Linked DNA regions of Homo sapiens: region 1 is linked to region 2. A link is a loop called in an ENCODE intact Hi-C map of the cell type or tissue named here. Cell type or tissue: mammary epithelial cell. All regions are shown on one strand. Each heading gives the region's core, and the rest is flanking DNA. Links, peaks and the distances in the headings are about the cores only.

Region 1 (5,386 bases), core at 282-5,281, 150 kb before region 2:
AAGAGGCGGAGCTCAGGCTGTAATGCTTGCCCCCTGCTCACTTCCTGCTGTGTGGCTTGGTTTCTAACAGGCCACAGACTGGTACCGGTCAGCGGCCTGGGGATTGAGGACCCCTGTCCTAGATGTTTGATATGGTGCCTACAGAATGCTAGTGTAATTCAAGAGTCGATTTTAAGCAATATTTCTTTGCCACTATAGGCAAGATCCTGAGCAAGGCATTACAACTACATGTAATTCAGGAAATATAAAATAACCTATTCTTTTTTTTTTTTTTTTTTTTTTGAGACATAGTCCAACTCTGTCACCCAGGTCAGAGTGCAATGGCATGATCTCGGCTCACTGCAGCCTCCACCTCCCAGGTTCAAGCGATTCTTCTGCCTCAGGCTCTCAGGTAGCTGGATTTACAGGCGCACGCCACCATGCCTGGCTAATTTTTTGTGTTTTTAGTAGAGACGGGGTTTTGCCATGTTGGCCAGGTTGGTCTCGAACTCCTGGCCTCAAGTGATCCACCCGTCTCGGCTTCAACCTATTCTTTTTGAACACCAGAAATACGCTAAGGATTCATTTTGAGCCATAATCTAACTTTGAATCTAAGGTACGACGACCCAGTTGGCTTAGAATATAGCTCTAATAAAGTATTGTTCTTTTATGCATCCCTGACAGTGAAAAAGTTTGTGAATATCTTGAGCACTAGAGAGATAAATGAAAATGTGAGTGTACAAAATCCAACCTCAAAATGAGAACACAGCCCTGAGCACAGGTCCTGAACAAAAAGCAGAACATCTTTTTGTCAGCCTCACACCTCCTCTAAACCCCAATTTAGAATAGGTTTGGTATGAAGATCAAAATAGATTAACTGTATGGAGAATCTGTAAACCCAAAATAGATTAACTGTATGGAGAATCTGTAAACCCAAAACACCATAAAGGTGTAAAGTGGTATAATTATTATTACTATATGTTTTTACACACCAAAAACCACAGAGTCGGCTTCTGTACAGCTCACAGTGTGAAAAGGTGTGTTTCTTCTTCCAGAAAACATTAAAATTGGTCAATATATGACTTTTTAATCTTCTTATGGTTAATCCAAGTGAATTGTAATTTTCCTCCATGGTAAGGGTTATATTTTCCCCTTTATTTCTGGAATCTTTTTGCTTTTCCTTTCTTCTTTTTCTCTGTCTCTGTATATGTCTCTGTCTTTTTGTTTTTTAAACAAACACCCTCCTTTCCGCAGAAAGCCTAAGGGCCATTATTATTGTTGTTCAAGGGGAAAAGTGGCTCCCAAATGTCAGGCTCAATTCTCTGGCTTTCTTCCTCTTCCAATCTTTGTCCCAAGATGCCTCACTGCATTGTTACTGTTCCAAAGTAAAACCAATCAGTTCTTTAAAAATCTTCTGAATGCCCATAATTTCATGTACTTAGTTTACTATCAGTCACTACATGATACACTTTTAATTTGGCAAATTTAATGTGACAAATTAATTGGACAAATTTAATGTGATGGTCAAATCATCTTGAGCTACGCAATTCAAAATAATAATTTGGATAGGCCTTAGTTTACTTTTCCCCATTTTTCTCTAACAGTGTTCAACAGTTTCGTATCTGCCAAACCTGAGAAAATTCTTCATAAAATTTCAGAGCTTTTGAGCCTCTTTGAAGTGGCAATATCCACAGGGGACCCGATGTGCTCAGCTAACTTGGTAACCTGACCCTATATCCCTGCATACCCAGACCTCTCTATTCGTTTCTCCCGGGCGAATCCCACCTCAGCCCCCAACTCTGAGTAGCTCAGACTACAAGCACAAGCCACCATGCCTGACTGATTTTTGTATTTTTGCAGAGACAGAGTTTTGCCATTTTGCCCAAGCTGGTCTCAAACTCCTGGGCTCAAGTGATCCAGCCTCAGCCTCCCAAAGTGCTGGGATTACAGGCATGAGCCATTGCACCTGGCCTGTTGGCCAACTCTTAATAGCAATTCTTCTATGCTATAGTGAAATAATTAGAAAAGACTACATCCCTAAATATTTTAGGATGCATTAATCACTGTCTTTAACTAATAAATTAATTGAATGCAAAGAGTCCATTCTAAAATATCGGGGAATTTTATCCTTCAACACAGACTTTCTACAGTAGTTTTCAAACAGATTTTGAAGTCTTACGTTACAAATTAGAAAGTAGAAACACATTTCTAATCTGATATTAAAACATTTACAGAGGAAATAATTGAAAATGTCTTACCAGATCACTGTCAGAATTGGCAGTACTAGGCAGTCCTCCTGATTTTCATTCCAGAATTATAATGATAAGAAGGTAGATATTTTTAAGAGAACTAAACAGTAAGTTAATCAGCTATAGTATTCTCAGTTTTTTCCCTGAAGTTTTTTCTCATTATCTCATTTACTTTGGGGACCAATAACTTGTCCCCTTTTTGCAAACATGGGCAGAAACAATGAGTACTTTTTCATTTTGCCTCTAATGCTAAACAGTAACTCCTTGAGGCTAGAACTACAGATCCGTTCTCTCTCTAATCCCCAGTTCCTACCACAGTGACTGGTAATAACTTTCAGTAATTATGTGCACGATGCACATTTCCTTGTTAACTAAATATTTTACTTATTTCGATTGTAACCTGTAACTTTTATAGAATCCTTGCAAGGTGACCAGAAAGCTCTTTTTTGAGGAGCATAATTCTTGTTTGCGCTATTTTTTTACTCATGTCTTTTCCTAGTGATGATATTGTCTCTCCAGCACTCTCTCTCCTCCCCTCAACCCGTCCTTCTCCATCCCTGTTTCTGTAATCTCTTTATCCTAATTATAAGCTACTTAATATAGAAAGAAAATAATTGTAACAAAGGGAAAAGTTCCTTAAATGCATTACCTTTTTTCTGAAATTTGCAACAATGGCAGGATTCTTAGTAGGGCTAGCAAGCACCACTTACAGTTCTTAGGCAAAAAACCGAAGCCAAAGGACATCATCTGTCATGGAGAAAGACCCAATAGGGGAGAATATTTCCAAAATTCACATCATCAACAGCAGTATGAAATGAGAGTGATGCTAAGAGTCTGACATATACCAGCATGTAAGGGCCAGTCGCACTAGTGGGTGTCAGAGGTTACTTCTTCATTCATAGCTAAAAAGTGGAAGATGATTCATATGTCTTTGCTACTGATGTAAACAAAACACGGTGGGTGGACAGCACCCCCTGAGGGAGATGGAGATGCTGGTGAGTGGGTCGATAAGGAAGTCACTCTGCCAGCCGCCTCCTTCTTCCCAAATGTGCACAAACTCCACCTTGTAAGGTGTCCAAGGACAATGACTTATTCCACAGCAGGTGCAAACACTCAAGATTTCAGTGAGTGTCAACCTCAAATAGCTTAGGTGCTGAATCTAAATTCCACAATCTGTCGACCTGACATCGTCCTCTCTTCAGGTGTTTATATGGCCCTGGAAAAAGAAATAGTTCCATTACATAAAAGGAATTACAAAAATAATGCACCCAAACTCCAGAGAGTACTTACAGTCTTGCATCATTTTGCAATAGTTTCAGTTTCAGATCTGCATAGAATGTTGACCAGGGATAAGGTTTAACAAATCTTAAGTATGAGCATTTTGGGTCTTTTATTTCCTTAATTTCATTGAAAATAGCTGTGTCATTGACACTTTTTAGGCATATCATTATATGTATGCTCAGAGTTCACTTCCAAGAGAGTAAAATATGGCAAAGGATCATTTTAATCCAGTTGTTATCTTTTTATTTATACCCAAATTTTGTATATCTTATATGACAATTGATTTCTACTTTATCTGGTTGTATGATGAGGATGAGTTATTTTTTAAAAACACAACTGTTACTTATAACTTAAACCCAATTTGGGCTTCATAAGAATTGTCCTTCTTTCAGGCTAATATTTATGCTAACAATTGTCACAACCATAATGGAGGAAAAAAATATTTTAAGGACAAGAATGTCACTTGAGAATAAGTGAACACCCCCTGTGACCTGGCATTTCTTGGAAGAAAGGAAGGTGCTGTGACATGCCCCTGTCATTCTGAGGTCCTCTGGAAAGGGCTGTCGTTCACAGTTGCCTGGGCAAGGCTGAGCAGGACGCACGTTTGGTGACTCAAAACATGCCGTTAAGAGTAACTAGGGTGGAACGATGCATAGCCACCATTTCAATTATGTTGGGCTATCAAAACTTTCTTAGGCAAAAGATTAAACATGTTTTTCACCAATTGTAATGGTGCTTATTTCGTTGTGTTTTGTTTTTTAAATGAGCTATTGTTAGTGCCTGTTTCTCAGAAACATAACTTACTGTAAGAATCCACACACAGGCTTAGTCACACAGCCCACCCCTCCTTTGTGCGTTTCAGATGAACAAGGGGCGTGTCTGCAGAGCATTTGCCACTGACTCATTGCACTCCCCACACAGTGAGCGATGAGCAGTAAGTGACCAGGAAGATGACAGAATCCCATCATTGTTTTGGTATTTAGAAACTAGTAAACAGTGAAATCTTGTTTTAGCTACAAATAAAAACAAAAATATTCCATTCCTTTCTCTTCTCGAGGGTGTGCATAGGTGGAAGTGAATGTGCTCTTGTATGAGGACACATACACCTCGTTATTCAAATAGGTATGAGGAGACTCCAGAGAGCTGTGTTCTTAAGATCTATGTAGGAATAAGTAGTAGTTGCCAGATAGGGTTATTACCAAGGAAACCTAAGGCTGAAGTATATAAAAATCTGCCCACTGATGACTTTGTTTGACTTTCGGTTTTCTCATTTTAATTACAGGATGCTCTGCAGCCTTACCATCCCTTAGTCTTTCCTCTACAAATATAGTATTCATAGTAATTCACTTAGTTTTCTATGACATTGAAATGAAAATTATAGGTATAAAAATTAGGTTTACAAAAATCATTTGGAATTCTTCTGCACTGAGGATTTGTCTACTCTCTCCTATTTGTTCAGTTCTTTAATCACTTATTTTCATCAGTATGGGCATGTGGATATTTATCTTAAGCTTTGAGTTATAGTCCAACAGCGCACTGTTGATCGATTGATTGATTTGCTTAAATTGTTTCAGTTTTGGCCATTGGGAACTTTTTCAGCCGTGTGTCTTTTTGACATATTCCCATCACTGTGGATTTTTTTTTAATTTTTTTATTTTTTGCTCTCATTTGAGTGCCTCCTTGCCTTCTGGAACTACAAGATGCTGCAGGCTTATCTTAGGTATTCCCTTCCCCGTCCTAAAATCAGCCATGTCTCCAAGTAACCATTGGAGAATGGTATTAGAAATCAAGATTGGGGCCGGGTGTAGTGGCTCACGCCTGTAATCCCAACACTTTGGGAGGCTGAGGCAGGCAGATCACCTGAGGTCAGGAGTTCG
Region 2 (5,386 bases), core at 327-5,326:
AAGTCTTTGAGGTTTCACTAAAGGAACTTCTCTGGGTGTCACTTTCCTCATCTGTAAAACGAGTCTCACTTTCTTTGTCTATAAAATGGCAAAAGTTTGCTTCACCTCTAAGAGTGTACAATTTCTACAAAATGATTTGTTGTCTTGCCATAATATGTGTCAAAAAACAAAATTTCAAAAAATCTAGTGTTTTTTTTTTTTTTGAGAGAGAGTCTTGCTCTGTCACCCAGGTTGGAGTGCAACGGTGTGATCTCAGTTCACTGTAACCTCCGCCTCCTGGGTTCAAGGCTTGTCCCTCAGCCTCCTGAATAGCTGGGATTAAAAGCACGTGCCACCATGCCTGGCTATTTTTTGTATGTGTATTTTTAGTAGAGACGGAGTTTCACCATGTTGGTCAGGCTGGTCTCGAACTCCTGACCTCAAGTGATCTGCCTGTCTTGGCCTCCCAAAGTTGTTGGATTACAGGCGTGACCCATCGTGCCTGGCCACAAATGTAGTTTAAAGATTTCAGTTGGCTTTATTGCAATTTTAGAATCAGGCAACAGTTCATCCCATAAAATAGAATAAGTGTTCCAATCAGCTAAGCAAAGGGGATTAGCTTTATATAGACAGAGGAGGCCTGAAGAAAGAAACAAAGAACAAAGAGTTATTCGTCATTTTAAGGCTACTTTCCTTGTGAGGCAGAACAGGGAGACAGAACAATAGAAAAACAACTGATTAACATTAGGTGTCTTTAGGCCACTTTTCTTGCATAAGGATCAAAGCAAAGAAGGCTTTATTATCATGCCAACTGAAGACTGAAACTGGGCTGTGTGGGATATTGGCTGTTATCTCTCTTTGGATTTCTCGTAAGGTCAGATAACAACTTAGTTTGGGTTTGCTGATGTGGAACTGTAGCATAGGTGACTCCATTTTGATTTTTAGTCCGGTCTGTTGGGGCCTAGTGCAGGAGCTTAGTTCAACAGCCTCCTGTAATTTTTATTTTAAGTGTGTAACTAATGCCTACATCCACCGCTCTGCTACAGTAAGGAGGCCTGATTGATTCTCCTCTGGACTCCTTCAGAGGGCTCCTAACAGGGCGCTTCACTGCCTACCTTTCACTCCAAATCATCCCACACGTGGCTGAGCTGCAGCTCAGTATCTAATATGCAAGTCCTATTAAGATGTAGATTAGAGGCATGGACCTGGTTTGCTCACTGAATTCATTGCAAACCCTTAATGTGGCACCCAAGGCCCTCAGCAACAAGCCCTCAAGCAACCTTTCCTGCCTTCTCATCATCTTCTTCCCTACCTGCCTCTCAAATCACTCATCCATTCACTTCAATATATTTTTTGAGGACTGAATATGTGCTGAGCCCTCTGCTAGGTGCTAGAAACAATGATGGGCCAAACCAGATAAGTTCCAGGCAGGGCCCTGCACATGTAAAGCCCTGGGTGGGAAGACATGAGTAGTTTATAGGAGGTGGCCCAGAGACTTCTGTGGCTCAAGCAGAGAGCCTGAAAATAGGGAATATGTTTGAACAGCAAAGTAGAAAATAAACTAGCTAGGACTTCGCAGGCCTCCTTAAGAAGTTCTGTCATTATCTGAGGCACAATGAGAAGCTCCATGTATTGAACAGAGCTGCAGCGCCCTGCCATTTTCCTCCCCTAAGTTATTGCTTCTACGGGTCCTTCACTGTGAACTACACTCTTCATTTTTTCTGTCTCTGCTTGCTCAACTCACAACCATTATTTGGAACATTAATTTCAAGTGCCATCTCTTCCATGGAAAATGTCCTCCTCATCCCAAACCAAATGGAGCTTGTATTGCTGTCATTTGTCTTTGTTTTTTTTTTTTGACAGAAAATCACAGATTTATTGAAACAAAAGTACACTCCACAGAGTGGGAGTAGGCTCCAACAAGTCTTTTTCTTTTCTTTTCTTTTCTTTTCTTTTTTTTTTAGAGGCAGGGTCTTGCTGTGTCACTCAGGCTGGAGTGTAGTGGCAAGATCATAGCTCAGTGCAGCCTCGAACTCCTGCGCTCAAACAATCCTCCCACCTCAGCCTCCTGAGTAGCTAGGACTACAGATGTATGCCAACATGCATAGCTAATTTTTTTTTTTTTTTTTTTTTTTTGAGAAGGAGCTTTGCTCTTGTTGCCCAGGCTGGAGTGCAATGGCGTGGTCTCGGCTCACTGTAACCTCCCCCTCACGGGTTCAAACAATCCTCCTGCCTCAGCCTCCTGAGTAGTGGGATTACAAGTGCCTGCCACCACGCCCAGCTAATTTTTGTATTTTTTTAGTAGAGATGGGGTTTCACCATGTTGGTAAGGCTGGTCTTGAACTCTTGATCTCATGTGATCCACCCGCCTCAGCCTCCCAAAGTGCTGGGATTACAAGCATGAACCACTGCACCAGGCCACATAGCTACTTTTTTATTTTTTGTAGAGACAGAGGTCTCACTGTGTCGCCCAGGCTGGTCTTGAACTCCTGTGCTCAAGTGATCCGCTCGCCTCAGCCTCTGTATGTCTTTTTCTCTGCTACATATGAGACCTATAGGGTCTGATGTGGTAGCCACCAGCTACATGTGACTATTGAGCACCTGAATTGTGGCTAGTCTGAATCGAGATGTACTTTAGATGTAAAATACATACCAGATTTTAAACACAGTATGGAAAAAAAAAGAGAATATAAAATATTTCATTAATAATTTTATATTAAGTACAATTTAGAATGATAATGTTGGGGGTACATTGAGTTAAATAAAGTATATGTTTGAAATTAATTTCATGTTTCTTTTTACTTCACTTAATGTGTCCATTAGAACATTTACATTGTGTCTGTGGTTTATATTCTATTCCTATTGGACTGCACTCCTCTAGACTATACACTTCCTGAGTAGTAAAGGCTTATCCAATTATTCATCTGTTTATCCCCCAGGGAACACTAGCTTGTTCATAGTGGAAGAATCAATGAATATTGTTTAAATTCATTGCCAATTAAAAGAAATACTTTGCAATTTTAGTACACTACCTCCTTTCCACCTGAAATGTGCAGCCGAACTCCACAGTGAAAATGGGTAGACAAGGGAGACAGAGTTTTTTCCAGCCCCTATGAAGGCTAAAGGTATGGAACATGTGGTGTGGTCATGGAGGACACAGCAAGCCAAGACTGCTGATTCAGACAGGTTTCTCTATTTCCAAAACAAGAACTTTTATTGCAGAGTATGGAGGGAGCATTAGGACAGGAGGATCTTTGTGGTTTCTCACTGTATCTGTGGAAAAAATCTGAGGTTAAGGTTTAAATTAAACTGACATTTAAAAGAGCCTTTGTAGGCTCTTACTATGTGTATGTTAGCATCTGTTGCTATAGCTAAACTGACACTGATTATTATGAATGATGCTTTATGAGTGATGGAATAAAAATGTGGTTTCCTGCTTATGGACATTTCCTGGTGTTGGTTTCATCCTCTTTAATGATGAGATCAAGACCAGGGAAAATTACTAAGAGTATAGAAAACGTATCACAAAGAAAATATTATTAGGATACCAAGCATTTCTGAGATGGAAAAAAAAGTATTTAGAACTTCCGAATACCGCCTCTGTAATTTTATGAATTGTTTTGTTTCTGCTGGCTTCTGGTTTTGCAATCAGTTCTCCTTATGATTCACAGAGGCTCCCTCATGACTACCTTCACATGTGTTCCCCTTTTTGTTCAGAGACCTCTGAGGATGAACCAATGTATTTCTCATCATAAAATGGTTGAAGACATCTCTTTGCCCATTAGAAAGCCTAATTTCAAGGATTTTATGTTTTACCCTTGGAAAAGATGTTTAGTTTTAAACAGGCTTTTTCTCCAGGCGTATTTTCTACTGATCTCACAAAAGAGCTTCTGCTTCAACCAGACCTGTCTCCTCACTGTTCCTTGAAATGCCACTAGTTCTCTGTGTTTATTGCAACCTCTATCCTGCTACTGACCAAGGGTTCTCTCTGAATGTTTTACATTCAGACTCCACTTAAAAACTTGTCAGATTGCTACTGAAGTTTAAGTATGGAAAGAATTCTTGTAGTAGCCCTTCCCATAGGGCAATATCTCTTTTTACCATAACCAAGTTGCTCCTGTTTTAGCTTAGGCTAAACTTAATTTGCCTTCATTTTCCCCAGCTGTAAGAAGGGTCTTGGTAAACACTAACCTTCCGGTCTGAGTCATGTTTAGCCCTCATGATCTGAAGACATCCCAAGAGATCTCTTGTCTTAGTTTATGTTCCTTATCATTTTATCTATTAGAGTCACATCTTAGGTTAGGTAAGGAGATGGCATCTTTGTGTAAGACAAAATAACAAACATGAAAAGCTATGTTTACTCATTTCTGCTTGCCAACAAAGTAACTTCACAAAGCTCCTGACTCTGTGACAACATACAGCTCTCCAAAAGATACTTTAACAACAAAACAAAATAGAGCACAGGGTCCCCTATGTCTCTTGCATAGTACAAAATTACTTTCCATAAAAAAACTCTAATACATGTAAATACAAAAACACACAATTCATCTTAAAATGTACAAATTGATATTCTAACTTTATTAAGTCATTATCACATTTTCCAATCTACAACTCACTTTAATACTATTAAATATATACTATTATACACAACCTATACTATCCTTATAGTAGTCTTATTAAAATATTATATTAAATATAAAAAACCAAATCACAGTAAATAAAAAATAAATACAATCCAAAACGTATTTTCCAATAAATAGACAAATATACACACTAGGCCCAATACTCATTCCTTACTCCTACAACTCAAAATTACCAATCTTCCTTAAAAAAAAAAAAAAAGCCTTCTTATCTATATAAACAATCATTAATCTTATAAATACAACCAGACAATTAATTTATAACAAAAAAATTTATAGGACAAAATAACAAACATAAAAAAATTATATTTATTCATTTCTACTTGCCAACATAATTTTACAAAACTCCTGACTCTATAACATATAATTCTCCAAGGCTGGGAGTGGTGGCTCATGCCTGTAATCCCAGCTATCTGGGAGCCCGAGGCAGGTGGATCATTTGAGGTCACAAATTTGAGACCAGTCTGGCCAACATGGTGAAACCCCATCTCTACCAAAAACACAAAAATTAGCTGGGCATGGTGACATGTGCCTGAAGTCCCAGCTACTTGGGAGGCTGAGGCTAGAAAATTGCTTGAACCCAGAAGGTGGGGGTAGCAGTGAGCCAAGATGGTACCACTGTGACACTCCGTCTCAAAAAACAAAACAAAAAAAGACTTCTCCAAGAAAATACTGTAGAGACAAAACAAAATAAGACATACAACTCCCAAATGCCCCCAACCTCTCTTTACCTAAATCACTATATTCCTTAAAAAATAAAAAGCCCT

What was found. Peaks named below come from ENCODE experiments on the same cell type or tissue, not always from the same donor. Only the 100,000 strongest peaks of a DNase experiment are listed, where the experiment ranks them.
Region 1: a loop joins it to region 2, with 10 times the contacts of the local background. A loop is called at or near these places in 7 of 110 quality-filtered maps.

Annotation. Positions count from the first base shown.
Region 1 is chr6:134,435,373-134,440,758 of GRCh38, reverse strand. All of the region lies in intron 4 of CT69 (cancer/testis associated transcript 69), which reads left to right. It overlaps LINC01010 (long intergenic non-protein coding RNA 1010), which reads right to left and starts at 3,043. Exons shown (of 3, transcript NR_038217.1): 1 at 2,878-3,043. RefSeq lists enhancers at 2,997-3,056, 4,214-4,508, 3,658-4,857. In mammary epithelial cell, for the core only: a CTCF peak has its summit at 3,200; DNase peaks (open chromatin) are centred at 3,168 and 4,388; H3K27ac peaks cover 2,175 bases.
Region 2 is chr6:134,286,880-134,292,265 of GRCh38, reverse strand. All of the region lies in intron 1 of SGK1 (serum/glucocorticoid regulated kinase 1), which reads left to right. Among named protein-coding and RNA genes, the nearest start is that of SGK1, 29 kb to the left of the region's middle. In mammary epithelial cell, for the core only: no CTCF peak of the experiment used is centred there; a DNase peak (open chromatin) is centred at 3,405; H3K27ac peaks cover 3,367 bases.